2 separate regions of the Homo sapiens genome follow, and region 2 is linked to region 1. A link is an interaction called in ENCODE POLR2A ChIA-PET data of the cell type or tissue named here. Cell type or tissue: Caco-2. All regions are shown on one strand. Links, peaks and the distances in the headings refer to the core of each region. The heading gives the core; the rest is flanking DNA.

Region 1 (4,399 bases), core at 177-4,176:
ACTCACAGAATTGTGGAGTTGTTTTAAGCTGCCAAGTTTGGGTGTGGTTTGTTACACAGCAATAGATCATTGATAAATCTGGAAATGACTGAAATACCTAACATGGACAGCATGATGTGGACTCTGCACAGCCTCTGTTTTTTTTTTTTTTAGGTCCAGAAGCACTACATCTTCCCTGATACCATATATCTACATCAGATTTCTTTTATACACACTATAAGAAAATCTGTTGCTTTTTGTTAGAGCATTTAATTCATTTGTAATTAATCAAACATGAACATTACTATTTAATGTCTGTCTCCCTCACTGGGCTGTATGTTCAATGAGTGTAAAACTACCTCTGTTTTAGCTCACCAATGTATCCTCAGGGCCTAGTATAAAACTGGGTCATAGTAGACACTAAAATTTATTTGCTGATCTTTTAATATGATTGGTGACAGAGTCTATCAGTCAATCTCTAAGATAACAAGTTTAATCTTTCAACTTCAAAACTAAAAATTTTAACCATTTACTAATAATTCTTTTTTTTTTTTTTTTGACACAAGTCTTGCTCTGTCACCCAGGCTGGAATGTAGTGGCTTGAACATGGCTCACTGCAGCCTCAAACTCCTGAGATCAAGTGATTCTCCTGCTTCAGCCTTTCAAGTAGCTGAAACCACAGGTGCATGCTACCACACCCAGCTAATTTTTTTTAAAAAAAGTACTGGCCAGGTGAGGTGGCTCACACCTGTAATCCCAGCACTTTGGGAGGCTGAGGTGGGCAGATCACAAGGTCAGGAGATTGAGACCATCCTGGTCAACACGGTGAAACTACAAAAATATAAAAAATTAGCTGGGCGTGGTGGCGGGCACCTGTAGTCCCAGCTACTTGGGAAGCTGAGGTAGAAGGATGGCATGAACCCGGGAGGCAGAGCTTGCAGTGAGCCAAGATCGCACCACTGCACTCCAGCCTGGGGGACAGAGCAAGACCCCGCCATGTGAAACAGGGTCTTGCTCTGTCACCCAGGCAGGAGTGCAGTGGTGCGATCTCAGCTCGCCGTAACGGGGTCTCGCTCTGTCACCCAGGCTGGGGTGCAGTGGTGCAATCTCGGCTCACTGTAACCTCCACCTCCCCAGTTCAAGCAATTTTTGTGCCTCAGTCATGCAAATAGCTGGTATTACAGGTGCACGCCACCATGCCCAGCTAATTTTTTGTATTTTTAGTAGAGATGGGGTTTCACCATGTTGGTCAGGTTGGTCTGAAACTCCTGGCTTCAAGTGATCCACCCGCCTTGGCCTCCCAAAATGCTGGGATTACAGGTGTGAGCTACCACGCCCAGCTCTAAAAAATTTTGTAGGGATGGAGTCTTGCCATGTTATCCAGGCTGGTCTTGAACTCTTGGCTTCAACTGATCCTCCCACCTCGGCCTCCCAAAGTGCTGGGATTACAAGTGTGAGCCACTGCATCCAGCCAATAATCCTTTAAAAATGTATTATATTCTCCCACTGCTTTGAGTAAAATTTTAAAAAGTCATACTTTGCTATAATTCGTCTAATTTTTAGGACCATTGTCGTTTCCTCTTCCAGTGACTTCCTGAGTAACTGTACAATTACTAAGAGTTTTAGACAATAAGCTCAATTTGTTCTACTGCAGGCACTGCTCTGGTAGGGAAGCCAAATGTAAGGTATTTAAATAAATTTGGCAGGTATCTACAAAGTGCTTACTATATACATAATGTGATGTGCTCTGACAGTAGCATTTTTTTAAAAACCACAGATATAGAGTATAATTGTCATAATTTAGCTTGGAAAACTACAATATGGACATAGTTAAATAACATAGATGATACATGATCTTATTCCATACTCATCTGAATATATGATAAACATTAAATGTTAGAGTACCTCGAGATTCAAAGAAACAGAAGTAATACTTTCAGACCAAACACTTAAATTTTAATTCAACAGTTAACACAACGACAGTTTAAAAATTTCAAATGTAGGGCAATCTGCTCGGGTCCCCTTCCACACTGTGGAAGCTTTGTCCTTTCGCTCTTCACAATAAACAATAAACCTTGCTATTGCTAAAAAAAAAAAAATTTTCAAATGTATAAAGGACATTCTAGGAAAAGTCTTCCTCTCCTTCCTGTCCCCAAACCATCCATTTTACAACCAATATTATTTTTTCCCTTATCTTTCCAGTTATTTTATGCATATACAAACAAAACATATATGTAATTTTCTTATTTTATACAAATGAAGGCATTAATATGCACAGTACTCTGTATCTTGCCTTTTTTTTTTTTTTTTTTTTTTTTTTTTTGAGACAGAATCTCTCTCTGTTGCCCAGGCTGGAGTGCAGTGGCGTGATCTCGGCTCACTGCAAGCTCCGCCTCCCGGGTTCACGCCATTCTCCTGCCTCAGCCTCCCAAGTAGCTGGGATTACAGGTGCCTGCCACCACACCCGGATAATTTTTTGTATTTTTTAGTAGAGACGGGGTTTCACCGTGTTAGCCAGGATGGTCTCGATCTCCTGACCTCGTGATCTGCCTGACTTGGCCTCCCAAAGTGCTGGGATTACAGGCATGAGCCACCGCGCCTGGCCCTGTATCTTGCCTTTTACACTTAGCACACATCTTGAATATTTTTCTTACCAGTGTATATATATATATTTGTTTTAATAGCCATGTCATAGTCCATAATATAGATATATCACAAGTCATTTAACCAGTCCTCTACTTAAAGACATTTACATTGTTTCCAGTTTTGCTATGATGTCGTAATGACTTACCTTGTATATAACATTATTTCACAAATATGTGAAAATATCTACAAGATACATTTCTAGAAGTAGAATTGCTGGGTCAATACTACTTCTCTTAACCTGGGTTCTGCCTAAAAATTGAGCCTGAGAAACAGGCTTATATGCAGTTTATTTGTGAAGTGATCCTGGGGGATCTGAGGTGCTGGAAGAGTGCAATAGGGAAGAAAGGAAGAAAAGCCAATTCAAGGGTGTATTTTCTAGCTCTCTGCTATTCAAAGTGGCATCAGCTAGCCAGAGCCTGTTAGAAATACACAATCTCTGTATCCTCCCTTGACTTACTGAATTAGAATCTGCATTTAAACAAGACCCCCAAGTGTTTTGTAGATACATTAAAGTTCGAAAAACACTAATATAGAATTCACTATTGTAGGCAACTGGGACTCAATCTTGTTGGGGACCTCCTGAAGAGCTATGAAGGACATACTTTGAATTATCCATCCAACAGACAGAACAATGAAATATTAACCACTGGCTCTCATCTCCCATTGGTCAAGGCTTGCCCTCAGGGATGTGAACTCTCTTTCACTGCCAGGTTTGCACAGGTTCAGAATTGCTGAGCTGCAGGTATCTCATGTGGTGTAGCAGTGAAGCCTCAGTACAGAAAGTGAGAAAGATGTGTATGTGATGTGGCTGAGGGAAAGTGCTGTCAGAATCACATCCATGTGCAGCTAGATGCTGCAGCAATAGTTTGAGTACAAACATGGGCCAAGAGGCTATGAGGTGGGACACCAGGGGTATCCAAAACGCTGCCAATATACAATCAATGGAGCACTGTTTTTCAAGTGGTAGATTCCTCCATAGCAACCTAGAGAAATGTATTTAGCGGTTCACAATCAGCACTAGAAAACAAAAGAAAGAAGGGGGTGGGTGGGTGAGGAAGACAAAAAAAGGAAGAAGAAACATAGAAAACACCAGTACATCATATGTAATAAGGCTAAGAGATCTTTTGTGAAACTTGTGTTTCTGTTCTATATGTGTCAGTGTATTGGGTTACAATGAAAACAACAACAAAACAAACAAACAAAAAACATCTTTTTATTCTGGGTCACAGATAAAAAGCTTAGGAAACATAGAAAAAGTTGTGCTAATTTATGACCTTCCCAGGAATAAATCAGAATATTTATCCCATATACTCTTACTAACACAGTGAAAATTTATTTTCATCATTCTGAAAGGTAGAAAATGGTCTGACATGGTAGTTCTCACGTCCACTTCTCTTAAATAAATGAAGTTCAGGATCTGCTCATCAAATTAAGAGGTATCTGTACTTCCTTAGTGAACTATCTAATACTATCCTATGTTTCGCTTTGATTTTTAAAAATCAATTTGTAGAAACTCTCTATATTAGGAAAATTAGTGTTATAAATATCATATGAACTGTTATCTGTCTTTTGACTTGGTGACAAAGAAGGGTAAAAATTTAAAGTTCCTCACACTAAAACATATTTAAAAATTCTCCATGTTATACTCTAATGTAGCAGCACTTTCATATCTCCCTTGATGACAAAGAAATATTTGATGGATTAGAGTACCTTCCATGGCACATGTGGTTGAACTGAATTAGAACTAAAGAAGGCTTAAGAAGACTGCTTGAGG
Region 2 (4,399 bases), core at 166-4,165, 53 kb before region 1:
GCTGAGCGTGCAGGGACAGAGGGGAGGGGCAGGCGCGGGGGACGGGACCGGGGGACCAGAAGGTGGAGGAGGGACAGTCACTAATGGGCACCTGGGGGACGACAGAATCTGGACAACAAACTCCCGTGACACGAGTTTAACCTATGTAACACACCTGCACACGGACTCCTGAACCTAACATAAAAGTTAAATTAAAAATAAAAACAAAAAGCGTGGGCCCAGTGGCCTCTTAAACCTTTGCCAGTTCCAAGGCCCTGGTATTCTGGGCTTTTGTTGCTACTGTTTTGTTTTTTCCAAGCTCTGGAGTGTTTGCAAATTTAAGTTTAACACTGCCCCATCATCTCCAGCAAGTCACTTTCCCTGCTCAGTCTCCTCACGGGTCCAGTGAGGCGCCGGCCTACAAGGATCTTCACGGTCTCTTCCATTCTTTACTTTTCGGAGTGACCAACAAAGCCTAAAGCAAATAAAATTTACACTCGCAGGTGGGTGACGGACTTCTGACAGGGAAAACCCCGAGGGAGCCCTTTCCACACCGATTCTCAAGGGGAAAATAGGGTGGGCAGGATCTCCTCCCCTCACCCGCCAAAGCCCTGAGGTAAAGCTCTGAGCTCGGCAAGTCAGAGAGCACTACGCCGGCGAAGAACGAAGAAAGAAAAACGCGAAGAGACAGGTCTGCCGAGGCCTCATCCCCAGCGCTGCAAACCCACCTGCTCACCAGGTCCTCAGAGACCGCTCAGGGTTTCCCAAACTTCCAGAACGTTCCGTGAGCAGTGAGAGGCGCCGCCGGTAGGGCAGAGCGCCCAGGGTGCCTGGGGCAGGGTTCTGCAGTCGCTGGGCTTCTGCGCAACCGCAGACCCCGCAAACCTTTTCCGCGCTTCTGGCTCCCTAGAGCGAGGTTTGCAGGAAGCCGGAAGTGGTTAAGAAGATACAAGATTTGTAGGCCTGGCGCGGTGGCTCATGCCACTAATCCCAGCACTTTGGGAGGCCGAGGTGGGCGGATCACGAGGTCAGAAGTTTGAGACCAGCGTACCAACATGGTGAAACCCCGTCTCTACTAAAAATGCAAAAATTAGCTGGGCATGGAGGCGCGCACCTGTAATCCCAGCTACTCGAGAGGCTGGGGCAGGAGAATCGCTTGAACCCAGGAGGCGGAGGTTGCAGTGAGCGAGATCGCACCACTGCACTCCAGCCTGGGTGACAGGGCAAGACTCCGTCTCAAAAAAAAAAAAAAAAAAAAAACAAGATTTTTGCGTGTTAGACTCAGTTGTCCGGAATTGATTTTCACAGTTTTCTAAAATTCAGGCTCAATTCTTAGATTTCTGTCATTTGCAACATAAAATCAAAGTGGCCTTCAGTTTATCCAAATTATGAAAAAGGTAGATTTTCATGAGCAGCTGTCAAAAGGACATACAGGGGCCTGTGTGTTTGCTTTTTAGGACCCCATTATGTTCAGACCTAATTGAAGCTCAGCAATTTATTAAGTGTCACAATCATAAAAATGTAAAAAGACAAAGACCACTACTTGCCTTGAGCCTAATGGTTAGGATACAAAACTATGTGCCTTACTTTGTAAAACAGGTATTCCTGTAGAAAGAAAGGTGCTCCAGGAAAAATCCTTTGGAGCACACTTGTGATGTGCTGTTAATTTTTCCCTGTGATAACCATTTTGTATGTTTGGCATTTTGTATAACTGATATTAAAATTAGGTGCACTCTTGCTGCCTCATTTGGGCAGTTTGTTAAGCCACCACACCTGGCCTCTTGTTTATAAATTACCTGGTCTAAGGTATTTTGTTATCGTGGCCATAATGGACTAAGACAATTCCTCCTCTCTTCAAATCTCCAGAACTTATTCCTCATCTTCATTTTCGGCTGAAGTGAAATAGTTACTGCTAATATTTCATAAAGATTTATGATTTTAATAGTATTTAGTATTTAATATTAAATACTATTCAAATGAGATAAATAAAAGCATCCAGAAACGAAGTTCCACAGATGTCCACCTACCAATCTACCAACATCTATATGCCAGATTCTGCTTTCTTTCCAACTATAGTAGGTGAACTGTATAATCCTATGTAAGGCCAGCCCTCAAATGGACAACAGAGCCCATCTCTTCTTGCTTACCCAAGAATATAGCTCCACCGGCCAGTCGCGGTGGCTCACGCCTGTAATCCCAGCCCTTTGGGAGGCTGAGGCAGGTGAATCACAAGGTCAGGAGATCAAGATCAGCCTGGCCAATATGGCAAAACCTCATCTCTACTAAAAATACAAAAAATTAGCCAGGTGTGGTGGTGCACACCTGTAGTCCCAGCTACTTGGGAGGCTGAGGCAGGAGAATTGCTTGAACCTGGGAGGCAGAGGTTGTAGTGAGCCAAGATCATGCCACTGCACTCCAGCCTGAACAACAGAGCAAAACTGTCTCAAAAAAAAAAAAATATATATATATATATATATATATATATATCCACCAATTATTTCCTGACTCTTACAATCTTCAATTTTCTCCTCTCCACTGAATAGTCTCAATAGCAAATAAATATGCCATTATTTCTCTCATCTTAAAATCTCTTAATCTCCTCTCCCACACCAGCTAACAATCCATTTCTCTGCTCTCTTTACAGAAAAACTCAAAAGGATTGTCTATAATTTCTGTTGCTAATGCCCTTTTTTCCCATTCTTTATCAAATTTATTCCAATCAGACTTTTTCATTTCCACCATACCACAGAAATTGCTCATGTCAAAGTCATTGGTAAATCCAGCAAACAGCTGTCAATACTAATTTTACTTGGTCAATCAGCAGTACTTGTTACAGTTGATCATTCCCTCCTCCTGGAAAAACTTTCTTTCCTTGGCTTCCCCATATCATGCTCTCATGGTTTCCCTCCAGCCTCACTGGCCATTTATCAGCATCCTTATTGGTTCTTCCTCAAAACCCAACCTTTTAATCTTGCTTGGAGTGCCGCAAGCTCAGTCCTTGGACCTCTTTTCTTCTCTGGGTATATTTGTTACTTTGGTGTCCTCCTTAACTCATAGTGTTAGATATCATCCATGTGCTGACAAATTCCAAATATCTATCTACAGCCCTGGCCTTTCCCCTGAACTCCAAACTGGTATAACCAATTGCTGTTTAATATTTCCAGTAATAGACATCTCAAATTTCACATGTCCAAAACTGAACTTCTGACTTCCCCTCCCAATGCTGCACCATCTATAGTCTTCCTTATCTCAATTAAAGATTACACATATTTTATTTAAATACTTTGACTGTCTTACATACCCTTTTCAGCCATCAGGAAGTCTTGTTGCCTGTACTTTCAAAATATATCCAGAGCCTGACCACCTTTCTGGTTTGAGCCACCATCAGCTTTCACCTGGATTATTGCAATAGACTCCTAACAGGTTTCCGTTTTCACCTTGCCCCTAAAGTCTTTTTTCAACATAGCAACCAGGGTAATCCTTTGAAACAGAAGTCAGATTGTGTCTTTCCTTTGCTTAAAACCATATAATTGCTCTCAAAAAAAAAAAAATAAAAAAACAGGCCAGGCACAGTGGCTCAACGCTTATAATGCCAGCACTTTAGGAGCCCGAGGCGGGTGGATCACCTGAGGTCAGGAGTTCAAGACCAGTCTGACCAACATGGAGAAACCCTGTCTCTACTAAAAATACAAAATTAGCCAGGCATGGTGGTGGATGCTTGTAATCCCAGCTACTCAGGAGGCTGAGGCAGGAGAATTGCTTGAACCAAGGAGGTGGAGGTCGTGGTGAGCCGAGATTGCACCATTGCACTCCAGCCTGGGCAACAAGAGTGAAACTACGTCTCAAAACAAAACAAACAAACAAACACCATCTAATGGCTCTCAAACCTCTCAGAATTAAAGCTAAAATCCTTATGATAGCCAACATGGTCCAATTCCCCTGTATTGGTCCATTCTCACACTTCTACGAAGCAATACCTGAGACAGGGGAACTTATAAAGGAAAAAGTTTTAATTGACTCACAGTTCCACATGGCTTGGGAGGACTTAGGAAACTTACAATCATGGCAGAAGGCAAAAGAAAAGCAGGCACCTCCCCCACAGGGCGGCAGGAAGGAGTGAGTGCCGAGTGAAGGGCAAAACCCCTTATAAAACCATCAGATCTCGTGAGAACTCACTCACCATCATGAGAACCAGCATGGCAGAAACCACCCCCATGATTCAACGATCTCCACCTGTTCTGCTCTTGACACGTGGGAATTATGGGAATTACAATTCAAGATGAGATTTGGGTGGGGGACACAGCCAAACCATATCATCCCATTACCCATCTGGCCTCATCTGCTACTATCTCTCCCACTTGCATCCTCTGTTCCAGGCCCATTGGCCCCCTCCTTGCTTCTTTTAACTGTCAGGCATGCA

What was found. ChIA-PET counts read pairs that join two places held together with the same protein. Peaks named below come from ENCODE experiments on the same cell type or tissue, not always from the same donor. Only the 100,000 strongest peaks of a DNase experiment are listed, where the experiment ranks them.
Region 2: POLR2A ChIA-PET joins it to region 1 with 10 read pairs; 3 of 35 experiments call an interaction of 5 or more read pairs at or near these places.

Annotation. Positions count from the first base shown.
Region 1 is chr1:92,161,258-92,165,656 of GRCh38, reverse strand. The region is part of intron 9 of BTBD8 (BTB domain containing 8); the gene reads right to left. Among named protein-coding and RNA genes, the nearest start is that of C1orf146, 54 kb to the left of the region's middle. In Caco-2, for the core only: no CTCF peak of the experiment used is centred there; no DNase peak of the experiment used is centred there.
Region 2 is chr1:92,214,357-92,218,755 of GRCh38, reverse strand. C1orf146 (chromosome 1 open reading frame 146) reads right to left here and starts at 841. Exons shown (of 6, transcript NM_001012425.2): 1 at 708-841. In Caco-2, for the core only: no CTCF peak of the experiment used is centred there; no DNase peak of the experiment used is centred there.